Regions from separate parts of the Mus musculus genome. Here region 2 is linked to region 1. The links are chromatin loops, found by intact Hi-C in ENCODE. Cell type or tissue: left cerebral cortex. All regions are shown on one strand.

The links. A loop is a pair of places that touch in the nucleus more often than their neighbours do. Peaks named below come from ENCODE experiments on the same cell type or tissue, not always from the same donor. Only the 100,000 strongest peaks of a DNase experiment are listed, where the experiment ranks them.
Region 2: a loop joins it to region 1, with 2.4 times the contacts of the local background. A loop is called at or near these places in 3 of 42 quality-filtered maps.

What each region holds. Positions count from the first base shown.
Region 1 is chr15:8,692,498-8,700,497 of GRCm38, reverse strand. The region is part of intron 2 of Slc1a3 (solute carrier family 1 (glial high affinity glutamate transporter), member 3); the gene reads left to right. Among named protein-coding and RNA genes, the nearest start is that of Slc1a3, 14 kb to the left of the region's middle. In left cerebral cortex, a CTCF peak has its summit at 3,235; a DNase peak (open chromatin) is centred at 2,768.
Region 2 is chr15:8,631,370-8,639,369 of GRCm38, reverse strand. Slc1a3 (solute carrier family 1 (glial high affinity glutamate transporter), member 3) reads left to right here. Exons shown (of 10, transcript NM_148938.3): 9 at 180-314; 10 at 3,031-5,246. The coding sequence ends at 3,238. Among named protein-coding and RNA genes, the nearest start is that of Gm46508, 53 kb to the right of the region's middle. In left cerebral cortex, a CTCF peak has its summit at 5,791 (motif pointing right); DNase peaks (open chromatin) are centred at 3,172, 4,834, 5,792 and 6,856.

The DNA.
Region 1 (8,000 bases):
AACCCAACATTTTTTGTTGTTAAAGATTTATTTATTTATTACCTGTAAGCACACTGTAGCTGTCTTCAGACACACCAGAAGAGGCTGTCAGACCTCATTACAGATGGTTGAGCCACCATGTGGTTGCTGGGATTTGAACTCAGGACCTTTGGAGGAGCAGTCAGTGCTCTTAACCACTGAGTCATCTCCAACTGGGGGATGTTACTTCTTATTGACACATAGTTCTTCATTATCTCTGAACCACAGTGTCTGTGGGTACCATAAATTATTTAAGCAATCCATAGTTAATGAACATTTGAGTTGTTTTAGCCTTTATATCTCACTTATAAAAACAGTGTGATGGATAATATTGTATTGGATAAATATTGTATTATTATTTCATGCTGGTAAAATAGAATTGTGTGTTATAGCCTTAGAAATAAAGTTGATGAGTCTGAAGGAGTTTTGATAAGTATATATTGATGTTTATAAAAAGATAAAGAGAGGAGGGGATATGTTTTGTGGAGGTGTGGTGAGGTGTGGGGCATCTCTTCCCCATGAGGGACCAGCCACATGAAGGTATAGTATAGAATAGCGTTTATTCAGGGCATGGGAAGGGGAGTTAAGAGGGTAGTAGAGGCAGAGAAAGGGAGAGGGAGAGGGAGAGGGAGAGGGAGAGGGAGAGGGAGAGGGAGAGGGAGAGGGAGAGGGAGAGGGAGAGGGAGAGGGAGAGGGAGAGGGAGAGGGAGAGAGAGAGAGAGAGAGAGAGAGAGAGAGAGAGAGAGAGAAGAGACATAGAGGCCCACTATGAGCACGAGGAGAGGGGGGGGAGGGGAGTAGGAGAGAGGGGGGAGGGGGCAAGAGAACCGAAAGGGAACCAGAAGGCAAGAGCAAGGACAAGAGGAGGGGGCAAACAGCTCCTTTTATAGTGAGTCAGGAACACCTGGCTATTGCCAGGTAACTTTAGGGTGGAGCTTAGACAAAATGCTAACATGTATAATTTCTGTTCCATAGAGGTTATAGCAATTTGCTTATCTGGATTGTAGGGTTTTGTTATTGTTTTAAGCTCTTTTCTGTTATCACTGCCAGACTTAAAAATGAGTGAGCTTGCCGGGCGTGGTGGCGCACGCCTTTAAGCCCAGCACTCGGGAGGCAGAGACAGGCGGATTTCTGAGTTCGAGGTCAGCCTGTTCTACAGAGTGAGTTCCAGGACAGCCAGGGCTACACAGAGAAACCCTGTCTCGAAAAAAAATAACAAAACAAAACACCGAAAAAGAAAGAAAACAAAAGAAATCTTTATAAAGGAATACAATTTGGGGGGCTAGAATTAAGCAAATTCTGGTATTCTGTCTCCTTCCAAAGTTTGGATTCGCTTCAGATGAGATGTCCAAAGCAGTTATTTGTGTTTGTCATTGAACCTTTAAAGCACTTGCTTATCCCTTATCATTTATGTCCTTCATTCAAACCAAAAGAGATGGGACAGGGTTTTGGGTTTTAGTTTTTCTGCCTGGAACTTCTCCTTCGGCTTAGCAGTTTAGACACTCATGCTTTGTGCAACAAGGGCTTTAGAAATAAGCGGCCACTGGGGATCAGACTCAAAAAGCTGAGAGGCACTGCCTCCCAGGCCAGCCCTGGCTCTTAGCTGAGGCATCCCAGGCTCAGGCAGCCCATGAACAGAGTCTGAATACAAGAGGGGCTCACTGAGTGTCAGAGAAGATAAAGTCCAGGGATGATGACACTTGTATTACACAGAGACGTGTACACAGTGAGCAGAGGCTCTGAAGGAATGCAAGCAGGTAGGACTGGCTCACTGATTGTGCAAGCCTAGGACACGGTCACGAGTGGTACCATGGGGAATTGGAAATGTTTGCCCGAACTTCATTCTGACTCTCCGCTCACTCATAGTAATATCTTTTTCAAGGCAGGAAGTCAGCAGATTCTAAGGATGTTGGCTGTGCTCTTAGTGTAAAAATTATCTTTCAGAGGCTTTTTTTTTCTTTGCTCTAAACAATATATTGGACATGTAAAAGACCTCTCTGGGTTATTTGTAAATTAAATTTTCATTTCACACAGGTTTTTTTTTGGGGGGGGGGAGGGGGAGTGTGGGGAATCCAAAGTAAACCTGTGCTTCTATTCACACAGTGTTGTAAGCTTTTAGGAACAGAGCTCCTGGCTTTTCTCAAAACTAAAAGGTTCCCAGACTGCTCCCAGTCCTGGTGTCTCCACTCTGGCCATCCTTCTGTCACCCTGAGCTGGCTCCTCTGAGTAATAAGGGAGAAGCAAGGTGGGAACAGGTATTTCCCACCTCAGCAACAGGAAATACCACAGGACAAAAGAGTGACCCAAGCCAGGGCTGGAATCTCTCCGGGATGTGGGAGAGAGCTGCAAGGTTGCCTCCAACACAAAGGCGCTTCTTACCAGGAAACGGTGGAAGTTTGAATGGAAACAAAAGGCAGGGGATAAGGGCCCAGCAGAGCTCTTGGTCAGGTAAATTCTCCATTCTGCCTTTGACCTGCCTTAAAAACAAGCTGGTGAAAAGTTACACTACCAGGTTCACCAGACTGGCCCGAGGAGCTTGGCCTACAACGTCTCCAAATTGGGAAATAAATCCTGAAATAGAAACATTGATTCAATCCCTCAAATAATCATTTATTGCTATAAAACTAGAATAGAGGACAGGAGAGATGCCTCCCTGGTTAAGAGCACTGCCTGCTCTTCCAGAGGACCTGGTTCAGGTCCCAGCAGCCACCCACGAGGCAGCTAGTAACCATCTGTGACTACAGTTCCAGGAGAGCTTATGCATTCTTCTTCTGTCACCACAGAAAGGGGGAGGGGCCTTCAGCCTCCACAGGCACCAGACACTCAAGTGGTACATAAACAGCCACGCATGCAGCACCTGTGCATGTGAAGTTTAAAGGTAGAAGTGTGGTAGCCAAGCATTTCTTACATGCCTATGAGGGAGCTTAGAGGTCGTTAGAAAAAATAAGCTGAATTCAAGTGAATGCTTGGAGTTATATAACTCCAAATATTTAGCTGAGAATCTTAAAGATCTAAAGGATGTTAGGGGGCTGAAGAGATGACTCAGCGGTTAAGAGCACTGATTGCTCTTCCAGAGGTCCTGAGTTCAAATCCCAGCAACCACATGGTGGCTCACAACCATCTGTAATGAGATCTGATGCCCTCTTCTGGTGTGTCTGAAGACAGCTACAGTGTACTCATATACATAAAATAAATCTTTAAAAAAATAAAAATAAAATAAGCAAACAAACAAGTTCATATCCACACTTGAGTAGGTCTTGTTCTTTCTCGGAACACCTCCACTTTGTGTTTATAAATCTACATTAAAATGTCTTTAACGGAACTGCAACACTTCTTTGAGAAGCTTGCCCCATGGCTATAGTGAGCTCTGCTCTTTCCTGACAACTTTCTTTTTTCAACAAACTCCAGCTCTGCTCCACGCTGTCTCATCCCTCCACACTGAAGCCCTGAATCTTGGATTTAACCTGAGTTGGGGTCCTCTAAAATTAGGTGAGCTCTTCAGGTTTTACTGGTGACAGCGTGGCACTGGCCTCTGTCTTCCTGCTAGTGGTGCTGCTGGCCTCCTCTGTCTCCAACTCACTAGCCCCAGATGCCTCTAAATGCCTGGGGAGGCTGTGCTTCCTCTAAAGTTTAGCTTCTGTGTCTCCTTCATGATGCCTCTCCTGCTAGTGGTGCTGCTGGCCTCCTCTGTCTCCAACTCACTAGCCCCAGATGCCTCTAAATGCTAGAGGAGGCTGTGCTTCCTCTAAAGTTTAGCTTCTGTGTCTCCTTCATGATGCCTCTCCTGACTTTGCTTCTCCTGAGCCAGCTTCATCAGCTCCTGAAGTTCTTATCTCTCCCCTCCCAGTTTATAATATTTATTATTTCCACTCTCTCCTAAAATTCATACTTTGTAAAGATGAACATCTCTGTTAGTTCTGTTCACTGACATATATTAAGTCCCTAAAACAATTCTTGGTCCATAATAGATGTTTAATGTATTGCTGAGTAAATGACCAAAGGAAGAACAGGACTGATTTTCTCTTGGCTGACGACATGGAGCACACGTCTGTCGGTAAGACTCTCTTGGGTCTGTAACACCAGTAAACCTTACGTCCTACTACACTTAGTGAGCACAGCCCTACTCCAAAGAACAGCCCTTCTGCTTAAAACAGTGTGACTTCTTCCTGCACTGTGCACCTGGATCTTGAACAAATTATGAAATCCTGCATGCTTGAGTTTCTAGATTCCCAAGTGAAGACTGGCGTGATTGTGCTAGAACCTTCTCTTGTGAGGTAGGCTTTTAGGCAGGTAGGGAACGAGTGTAGCTCTGTAGAAAGATTGGGAGTTCAGTGACGATGTTTTGGGGCCTGAACCACCAGCAAGTTAGGCTACAAGATAATTTATACAAATGATTGAATCCCCATATGAAATCTACAAGACTCATCATTTCTCTCTGATGAGGAGACAAGGTGTGGTAAGCCATTTGTGTTGTAGTAAGCAATGTTACAAAACAAGCTTTCAAACTCCTTCCCTGGAAGTCTTCAAGCCATATAATCTCACCAGATGGTTTTTCTTCTCTTCTCTTCTCTTCTCTTCTCTTCTCTTCTCTTCTCTTCTCTTCTCTTCTCTTCTCTTTCTAACCTGCAAAATGGGAGTAGGTTAAAATAGGTGGTATCTTTAATTATATATAAGTAAAGATTTATTATATATATATATATATATGTGTAGCTTTCTTCGGACACTCCAAAAGTGGGCATCAGATCTCATTACAGATGGTTGTGAGCCACCATGTGGTTGCTGGGAATTGAACTGAGGAACTCTGGAAGAGCAATCAGTGCTCTTAACCACTGAGCCATCTCTCCAGCCCCCTAAGATAGATAGATAGATAGATAGATAGATAGATAGATAGATAGATAGATAGATACATAGAAAGAAAGAATATGTAGATAGATATAGACATACATACATGTATGTGAGTGTATATATATTATATATTACATATTATATATTGCATATTATATATTACATATTTTATATTACATATTTTATATTATATATGTATTACATATTATATATTATATGTGTGTTATATATTATATATGTATTACATATTATATATTATATGTATATATTCATTTGTCAAAGCATGTCCAGCATTATGGAGTAAGGTAGAGGCAGAGCTGGGCCATTTGTAAAGTGTTCTCTGTGAATGCTACTACACACTAGAAGCAGTGTATGTAACAAGATCCATAGACTGCTGCAGGTTCAAGAGACCCCGACCAACCTGATGTGTAACTGCCTGGGACTTGAGACTTGTTTCTAAGCAACAGAACATAAGGTAAAGCAGATTTCCTTCAGACATTCTAGCTCCACCTGGTTTCTCTAGTGCCTTCCTTGGAACACACTGCACCGTCAGGAATGACCCCAGAAGGCCTTCATTTGCCAATCCGTTCAATGCAAGGGCTCATGGGTAAAGAAGAAGTTTAGCAAAATGTTGCTATTCCAAACGCTGGCATTCACCAGAAACTAAATGCAGTGACCTGGTCCTAACCAACTGCATCTCGTCCTCTTCCATTTTTTGTGTTTTCCGTGATTTTATCAGTTGACATATTAGCAAGTTCTTAATACCTTTAACTTTCTGTGTGGACTTAGCCTTAAAAAAACAAGCCCATTTTGCCTGGGTTTCAAAAATGATAGGTTATCAGTCTTCCAAGACAGTGTTCCCGTGCCCTCTGCAGGGAGAAGCTGAACACCTATTTCATTTTCATAAGTAAGAACCTGTCTTTAAGCAAAAATTCACCACTGTTCTTAGGCTCCAACCACACAGTGGATTCTCACCACCTTAAATATCTCAGTTAAGGTATTTCCTAGATTCCAGGTGTCATAGTTAAGCAAGAATGATGGAAGATTGCAGGCTAAGCATGAACATGATGACCTCTGTGTTTCTATGTCACCAAACTACAAATTTGAATAAGCATGTGTTGACTCTAACAGAGTTATTCTGACTTAGTGTGGTCATGTTTGAAGACTAGCCAACAATAAAGATGTCTCCTTTTGCACTGACATTCTGGTGGCCACTGTAAAGCTGTGTGTTCCATAAAGCTCTGGGACTATCAGGCGGTGTGTAAGTGTCCACTGACAGACATCAGTTTCTCAGGGACTTGCCTGCTGGGCTGAAGGGAGCCAGTTGAGCTCATGGGAAGACCTCACTTTGCCGCCCTCGCTGGTAGGAATGATGAGGTCAGGCTGGGTTTCAGAGAAGTGGGTTTTGTTTTGTTTTGTTTTCTTTTTTCTTTTCTTTTCTTTTTTTCATTGCTGGGATAAAAATAATCAGGAGTGGGAGTGGGTGGGTTGGAGAGCAGGGGGAGGAGTGAGGGGATAGGGGATTTTTGGAGAGGAAACCAGGAAAGGAGATAGATAGCATTTGAGATTTAAATAAAGAAAATACCTAATTAAAAAAAAAATCAAGAGGCAGAAGATCTTAACTGCTCATGAAAGAGAGAGAGAGAGAAACAGAGAGAGAGAAAGGAAAAAAGAAGGAAGGAAAGAAGGAAGAAAAGAAGGAAGGAAAGAAGGAAGGAAGACAGGAAAAAAGAAGGAAGGAAGACAGGAAAAAAGAAGGGAGGAAAGAAGGAAGGAAGAAGAGGGGAGGAGAGGAGAGGAGAGGAGAGGAGAGGAGAGGAGAGGAGAGGAGAGGAGAGGAGAGGAGAGGAGAGGAGAGGAGAAAAAGGCAGTTTTCTCATTCAGAGCATTTTCTCATGATCTGGTGCTGATAGCAGCAGACCTACAACTGGAACTATCCAGGAGCAGAAAACTGAAGAAAAATGTCTTTGTTTCTCACTGAACATAGGAGCGTGAGGGGAACTTCCTTAAGCAAAGCCATCTTAGCACCTTTCTCCCACGTAAGCACTAGAACTTGTTAGAATTACTTAACCTGAACTGTCTGTTTACCTCTGCTTTGAAAGAGAACTAAAAGCAGGTCACGCAGGCTCCTTAACCCAGCAGTGAGAGGTTGAGGCTGTGTGACCGCCAGCCTGGGTGCCCTGGCCCCTTCAGCTGCTCACTGTGGGCAAACAGCTTCACCCTCTCTAATCCCACCAAAGTGCCACTGTTGACCAGCTGTGAGGTGCTGGCTCCTGACCTGCCTGCTCAATGACTCTTGTGCTTTCTGGTGTGTATATGTATAGTCCTGGCCTCAACAGTCTCTGTGAGGTAACACGCTTGTGAGATCTTGTCTCCCAGGGGAAGAGCCAGAGGGGATGGAGGACACCAGGAGAATAAGGCCCTCTGAATCAACCAATCAAGGCACCTAGGAACTTACAGAGACTGAAGCAGTATGCAGAAGGACTGCACGGGTCTGCACCAGGTCCTCTGCGCATTCTTCTTCCCCCTCTTCAGCAGGACTCCCCAAGCTCCATCTAATGTGTGGCTGTGGGTCTCTGCATCTGTTTCCATCAGTTGCTGGGTGGAGCCTCTCTGATGGCAACTGGGCTAGGAACCAATCTCTGAGTATAGTAGAAAATCATTTTTTTTCTCTTAGCGTTTGATTTTATTCTAGGTCTCTGGACTATGCAGTCTCTGGGTCCTGGCCATCTAGGCAATGTTAAGGGTACATTCCCTCTCATGGAATGGATCTCAAGCTAAACCAGGGACCAGCCATTGGTTGGCCACTCTCACAGTTTCTGAGCTACCTTTACCCCAGCACGTCTTGTAGGGAAGGATAAATTGTAAGTCAAAGGTTTTGTGGCTAGGTTGGTATCCCAATCCCTCACTGGAAGTCTTGAATCATTATAAGAGATGGCTGGTTCAGGCTCCTTATGTTAGGAATCTTAGCTAGGGTCACCCTCAGATTCCTGGGAGTCTCCATTGCCCGAGATGTCTAGCTCATCCCAGAGATGCCCCCCACCACAATTCCAGTTGTCTCTCTCAGTATTCTCTCCCCCGTCCTTGCCCCGACCTTATCTCACCTGTTCCCATGCCCATCCCACCCTCATCCAGCC
Region 2 (8,000 bases), 61 kb after region 1:
ATGATCAATTTTAATTAGTCTGACCATTAAGTCAGCGAATTGTTTGTTTATTTATGTATTTATTTATTCCCATTCTTCTAAGGCAGGTCCTCCTCTCGAGCATGGGAACACGAGTCTTGCGAGGTACTCTCCACTAGGAGACATTTATAAACTTTTCGGTTTTGGTCCTCTGTCAACAGCATCACAGCCACGGCCGCAAGCATCGGGGCAGCCGGGATTCCTCAGGCCGGTCTGGTCACCATGGTCATCGTGCTGACATCTGTGGGCCTGCCCACAGATGACATCACACTCATCATTGCAGTGGACTGGTTTCTGTGAGTATTTGGGGGGCTGTGTGTTGATACACAGATTCCTACCTGCAAGCCCATCTCCCTCCAGGATCCCCACAGTTCTAGAATGGTATCAGCCTAGTGGGCTTGCAGAAGACACACTGGCTTGTAATGGAATCATCTTCATCATCAGACCCCCAGTCCTTGCCTAGAGTCCCATCCTAACATGTCAGGCAAACTCCCTCCTCCCTCAGCCGGCGGGCGGGGCACATCTGGCTGCTCTCCCTCCCACTCCATAAAGCCACTCACTCCTCCCACTGTCTGCAAAGCTGACATAAGTCAGCCAGACTCTCTCTGGGTTGCACAACGCATCCTCTCAGCAGCTGGAGCTGCAGACCCCACGTGCCAGCTCAGGCCTTCCCCCCATTACAGTGAGACAATGCAGGACAGATGTTTATGTCTGAGACCCATGAAGTGAAGGATAGCTGTGCAGACAGTGGGAAGCAAGGCTCTCATTATCAAGTGAAATTGCTTTGGGGTTCTGAGGAAAATCCCAAGAAATGTACCCTACGCGTCCTCAGACCCCACCTCGTAGGGCCCATCGTCAAGCCTTCGTTCCTCACCCATCCAGGGACATTGTCTGTCCCTTGTCTCTCATAAATACCCTTCTACTGGGAAGGAATTGTTTAAGGGATGCTCAAAGAGGGACCCCAGGAGGACACAGTGGATACCAGAGTCCATGTGTAATGATGTCACTACACCTAGGAAGAGTCTAGGGAACAGAGCTCATCCAGGTCACTTGGACAGTAGTCAGCCTACCTAAGCGACGCCCATTGTTCTCTGCCTTCTGCTGACACTATAGGGATTAAATTCAATGACAGGTAAGAACTTAGCCTATGGTCTAGCCCCGGGCATCAATTGACAGAAACCCTTTGGGGCTGAGGATGTAGCTCAGTTGCTAGAGTGCTTGCCTAGTGTTCGTGAGGCGCTGGGTTCCTTCCCAGCACCACATCAACTGAGAGGGGAGGGAGGAGGGAGGGTTGTTCAATCCTGTAATCTCAGCGCCTGGGAAGTAGAGTTCAAGGCTAGCCTCAGCCACATAATGAGTTCAAAGGCAGCCTGGGCCAAATGAAAACTTGTCTCAACAAAACCAAAAAGTACTTTGGTAAAATACAAGCTTCTACTCTCAAGGTTTTTTGTTTGTTTTGTTTTGTTTTGTTTTGTTTTGTTTTGTTTTGTTTTGTTTTGTTTTGTTTTGTTTTGTTGTTTTGGTGTGTAGTCCTGGCTATCCTTGAACTCAACTCTGTAGACCAGGTTGGCTTCTAATTCACAGAGATCCACCTGCCTCTACCTTCCTAGTGCTGGGATTAAAGGTGTGCACCACAATGCCTGACATTTCCTTTTCTTATATTTTTAAGTTAGAATAATGATTCATTATATGTTGACATGATAACAATTTTTGTGAAAAATAATCACTTTTAAACAAAATGTTTACTGAAAGAATGTTGCTGGATTACATTTTGTGAGTCTCCAAAATGTCTTGGTTAACATCAGACAGCTACAACTGCCCCAGCTCCTCCTGTATCCAGTGTTCTATGATGTAATACAGCATGAAGTCTACGCAATACTGAGGAATTCCTGAGAAAATAAAGAGTACTTTAAGAGAGGGGCTGGAGAGATGGCTCAGCAGTTAAGAGCACTTCCAGAGGTCCTGAGTTCAATTCTCAGCAACCACGTGGTGGCTCACAACCATCTGTAATTGGATCTGAAGCCCTCTTCTGGTGTGTCAGAAATAGCATGCTCATATACATACATAAATAAATCCTTTTTTTAAAAAGAGTAAAAGGAACAAATGAGCCCATAGTATTAGTATAAAAATAGTTTTTATCCCAGCACGCTTCTCCAAGGAGACTCTGTCCCATGCTTTGAGAACTGTTAGTACAATGGAAGGTGAATGAAAGAAAGAGAAAATGTTAAATAAACTCAGGAAAGAGGACTGGGGAAATGACTCATTTGGTATGGTTGCATGATGTGTGCATGAGGGCTTGAGTTCCAGCCTCGGAACAGTGCCCATGTAAAAAGAGCAGAGCACAATGTCACACACCTATAAATCTCCAACATTGGCACTGGAAAGGCAGAGGGAAGCAAGAGGACCCTTTGGAACGGCTAGCAAGCCAATCTAGCTAAATCTCCAGTGAGACACCTTATTTCAAAACAAAGTGGAGAATAATTAAAGACCACACTTCTGGCTTCCACACATATGTACATGCACACATAGAGCGTGTGCGGGTGCTCGAGCACACACACACACATGGGGGGGGGGGGGGAGGTCCTCACTGTTCACCTTCTGTTTATAGTCACACTAAATAGCTGGAAACTAATCACTTACTTGTGATTAGTTGTAGGTGTTGTGGGTCCAAGTATGAAATCATTCCACTATTACATTACCCAGAACTTAAAAGATACTTCTTTTTTTTTTAAGATTTATTTATTTATTATATGTAAGTACACTGTAGCTGTCTTCAGACACTCCAGAAGAGGGCGTCAGATCTCATTACAGATGGTTATGAGGCACCATGTGGTTGCTGGGAATTGAACTCAGGACCTCTAGAAGAGCAGTCAGTGCTCTTAACCACTGAGCCATCTCTCCAGCCCCTAAAAGATCCTTCTAAAGCCTTCTCCAGCCAACTCACGATAGGTGCTGGGATCTAGTGGTTTTCATGGGACCCTCTCTTTTCCTTCCTGCCTGCCTCACCTGCAGGGACCGCCTCCGAACCACCACCAACGTACTGGGTGACTCCCTCGGAGCAGGGATTGTCGAGCACTTGTCCCGACATGAACTGAAGAACCGAGATGTTGAAATGGGGAACTCGGTGATTGAGGAGAACGAAATGAAGAAGCCGTATCAGCTGATTGCCCAGGACAATGAACCGGAGAAACCCGTGGCAGACAGCGAAACCAAGATGTAGACGGACAGAGAAGTGCTTTCTTAAGCACCAAGTGTTGGAAACTGTTCTACAATGTATCCATCTCCCTGGGCTCACTTTCCCAGTGAGCTCCTCTTTCCTCCCTACTCTGATAGGATTGGAAAACGGCCAAACACAAAGGAGGGCTCTGCAGCAGCCCAAACCTATCGGTTTTAGCCTACATTTGAAAATTTTAAGTCATTTCATATTATTCTTACCAAGTAAGCTACTACAATCAAACACAGTTTCGATATTACCAATTTAGGTGGCAAACGATCCTGTGCCATTGCTCTGTAAGTAAAAGAATTAAGCAAATGATAGGCTACCGAAAAAAAAAGTTTTAAAATCAACTTTCAAGATGTAAAAATCCTTCAGAATGCAACTGAGTTTTAATCTTAAAACATTACAACTTGATGAGCAATTATCAGTTACCCATTGAGTAGCTGAGAGGTTCCCATTTCTTCTGACTCCTGCCCTGACTTTGTCAGCATCAGGGCAATCCCCACATGCACACAGCACAGCTGTGAGGAGGAGCGGAGAGTGAGGCTCCCAAATGGTCTAGAGTGAGCCTTGTCTCATCCATTGGCCTCAGTGTTCTCATCCGGAAAATGAGTGACTCCTAGACAGGCCTCTCTAGCCCAAACTTCTGGAACATCAGGAAGGACCCTGCCCCTGTACACCATGAGGATCTCAGACAGGACACTTATTGGGAATGGACATTTCTCTCTAGGGGCAGGCTGTGTGTGGCTCACTAGATCCTGGGTTCAAAATGTTCGTTCTATCAGTAGACAGGTGGAAGGCCATCCTAGAAGGCCTATTGTCCTGTTTTGTTTTCCAATACTAGAGGCCCTCCCTTCTGGGGTACACTTCCCAAATCCAAGGGAAGACAGTCTCTTCAATTAGATGTCTAGGAAATAAAGAGAAGACTAGCAAGTGTGCTCAAGTCTTAGTGTGGAACACTAAAGAGTGGAGAAAGAATAGAGTATGGCCAACATTACAAAAGGGAGGATTCTTTGAAAGATCAGGAAAAGTTGGTTTTCTTTAAAGACTAAAATGGAGAGCTATATCTCAACCCTTTTTCTGTTAGCCTAAACACTTCCTCTTCAGTCCCTAATCAGCCCCCAAAGAAACGACGTCATAACACCACTTCCTCCTCATCTCCCAGTCCAACCAACCACATCTCTGGGACAGATCCATACGCTGGGTGGATGGTCTCATTTCTGAAAAAGATTTTTTTTTTTTGGTTTTTTTATTTGTTTTGTTTTTACTATTTTAACCAGGCGTTCTTAGGATGACAAAAACAACATACTCTTTTTTGTATAGAGATGTCTCTTGACAAATCATTCAAAAGTCTCATCTAGAGTGGAGTGTGCTTGTTTATGTCCCTACCAAAAAAAAAAAAAAAAAAAGACAGATGAATCAGCATGAGGATAACATCACTGAGGATGGAAGAAAACACAGCAGGAGAATTCTTTTCAGGCGAGGCAGCTCCCAGGTTTAAAAGAGATTATATTCACTCCCTTAGGAATATCCAATCAAAGATACTCAGTGAGAGCCATCTGACAGTACCAGCTGCTTCAGACTTTCTGAGCGAAAATGATGAATGGACATAATTATGCTAACAGACTGAGCATCTAGAATGGCATCTCCCAGTCTACAGTTAGAGATAATTTCTAGAGATCCTGAGCATCCCATGTATAGAAAGGTTAACACTAGGCTGCGGGGGAGTAATCATTTAATGGCAAGCTCTATTTGGGAAATACACTACAGAGGTTAATCTATGTGGCAGTCATTTTTCGACACTAGTTGAACAGACCTTAATCGCATCAAATTAATGCTGTTTACCCGGTGTGATATTTTTTATACTAACCATTTCTTACAGAAACAGATTCACAAGGGTGATCCTTTTGCTGGTCCATCCCGGGCTCTGCCTATGTGTGTACCCACTGTGGACTGGGAAACTTCACTTTGTAGATGTATTTTCAATAAAGAAAAAATAGTTTTACATTAATACATTTGTATGTTATTTATTCTTTTCCCCGTTGATGGACATATGGTAGTGAGCTCAAGAAGTGTTAGAGAAAGATGCCTCTCTGGGCAGTAAAATCTTGGCAGAATCAGCTGGGGATGTCAGCCATGAGGCAATATGTAATGACATGCTCAATCTCTTAAAACAGGAGTCAAAAGGAGGAGGAGATGAGGGAGTCATGGTGCTCCGACACTTGCACTTGGTTGCCCAGGTCAGATTCTGATTTCACATATAAAAGGGATCATTTCTGTGTTGGGCTTAGAAAAGCAGAACTCTACCATGGGGCTCTTTCAAACAGTGATTGTCCTGTCTGACCTTCAAATTAAATAGCTTTATCTCTGTTATTACCGCTGCCATTTAGAGAAAGGACGGGATTGGATCCCAAAAGGCATTTCAAAGCAGCCCCGGTTACTAATAACCACTTATGGGAGACTATTCTCCTTCAAGCTTCGTAATAAAAGAACTGGTGAGCAATATCACAAAACCTCCAGCTTGAAGTTCTAGCTGTATAGCCTTTAATCTCGCTGGCTACCAGCAGGGGGCAGTCACCTACAGACAAGTTTCCTAAATAGAGCTTGCAGAGGGTAGGCCATCCTTAGGAAGACTTCAGTAGAATGACTCATGTTTGATAATATAAAATTTAGCACGTTTGCATTTTTCTTAATTTTTATCAGTTTTCCTATAGGAGGTTTCTTTTAAAAATCAATGTATTTGAATCTTTTTCTAAGGCATAGACGATACTCACGTAGCCAGTCTGGGAATAGGATGGAGATGGCTCAAAACAGAGAGAACAAAACTCAGTTATCAACAAGAGATCAATATCCGCAAGCCTGTGGAATATTCTAGATGTTGGAAAGTGATCTGGGAAGCACAGAGGAAGTCAACCCACTACTAGAATGTATTTGTTTCTTAGCCAATTTCTCTGCACTCTACACCTAAGGTGGAGTTAGTTTGTGAAGGCCACGGAGCCATCTTAAGAAGCTGGACTGTGTGAGACTGGCCGGGGCCATTGTGTCTGTGGAGCAGGGAATCTCAGTCCCAGTCTGACCAGAATGAGAAGGAAAGAGGTCAATATCCCCACATGGGTGCTCATAAGTCTGTTCATAAACAGAACTATGAAAAAAACAGTAGGCTAACATTTTCTACTGTTACTAAGTAAATATATTTAGTTTTTTTTGTTTGTTTTGGTTGTTGTTTGTTGTTTCTGTTTTGTTGGTTGTTCTCTCTCTCTCCCTCTCTCTCTCTCTCACACACACACACACACACACACACACCACATTTTCTTTAAGTTTCTAGGCCCTCAGAAGTTAAGGTCCTTGTTTTCCTTTTCCTGTATTCAAGGGAGGTGGACGGGATTCTAGCACAGGGATTCTAGCATAGAGTCTGAAGGGAGCTTGGAGGGAGGGTTTGTTTCCCTCTGGATGGGGCTTTGTGGAGGAGACCCCGATGGGGCCCCCGGAATGCAGGGCCTCTTTCCGGGCAGCCTGCAGGGCACTTGACCCGAAGCTGCTGTCAGTCATGAGGCCTCTGTGTTACTAGGTTGTGTTTCCACTGCTCCCACCCGGGTGGTCCCAGATCTGGATCAACAATGCCTAGCTCTGTGTGGCCTTCTCTCGGGGCCAGGGCAGCTGAGTGCTACGACTGGGGCACACTCTGAATGAATAAGCCCACAAAAAGGGAACGGGGAGGGAAGGGAACGGGTGAGTTGTGTCCTAAGAAGTGATGAGAACATCCACTGTGCCTAAAGGTGGGGGGTATTGGGGGGGAGGAGCCCAGCCAGGACCACCACAGAGAATGCTCTGGTTTGCCACCTGAGAAGTCACCTGAGCTACACCTAATTCTAAAGTGCAATAACAGGAGGGCTTAATGGGCTCAATCTGTATAAACCATCTAGTGGCTTAAAATCCCCAAAGGCTCTCCTTTCTTGGTTCCCTCGGTCACCTTATCTATGCAAGGTCTCTCAGAAAGGCTTCATTTTCCTAGGGACCCTTCAGCTTTTCTCTCCCATCACCTCTCGGAGATCCTTGACAACCTGTGGGTCATGACCCCTTGTGAGGGTCAAACGACCTTTTCATAAGAGCTGCCTAGGGCCAGCAGAAAACACATAGATTATGATTCTAACAGTAGCAACATCACAGTTATAAAGTAGCAACCAACTTTATGATTGGGGGTCACCACAACACAGGGGTTACAGGACTAGGAATTAGAATTAGGTTGAGAATCACGGCTCTAGACTGTAGATTATAGACTACAGAGGACTCTCATTCTCCCATACTTTCTCAGACACACACTTGCACTCTGAAGACAACATGGCAACCCCTTCCAACCTAGGACAGAGCTGTCCAGCCCACACAACTGCTACTCCAGCCTTGGGTTTCAGGACATTCTTCTTTCACTAAGTTCTAACTCTGAAGGAAGGGTTATCACATAAAATATGGCAGCCCATTAAACTTTAACTTCAGGTAAGGAACAAATATTGTCTTAGTGTAAGAATTAAATAAATAATACAGTGATTATGAAATGGAAGACACTGGAAGTTCTATTATTTGATAATATGGGAAGCCCACATACAAGTGAAGTGAAAAATAGAAAATAATTCCTATTTGCCTTAGTACAGTGGACATAATATGGGAAAAATATGTGTTGGGGGAGGGGAGTTTTTGTTATAACCACTTCAATTTTTAATTGCTAAGTGAAAGCAAAAACATTCTTTAAAACTCCCACATCTAGAATTTC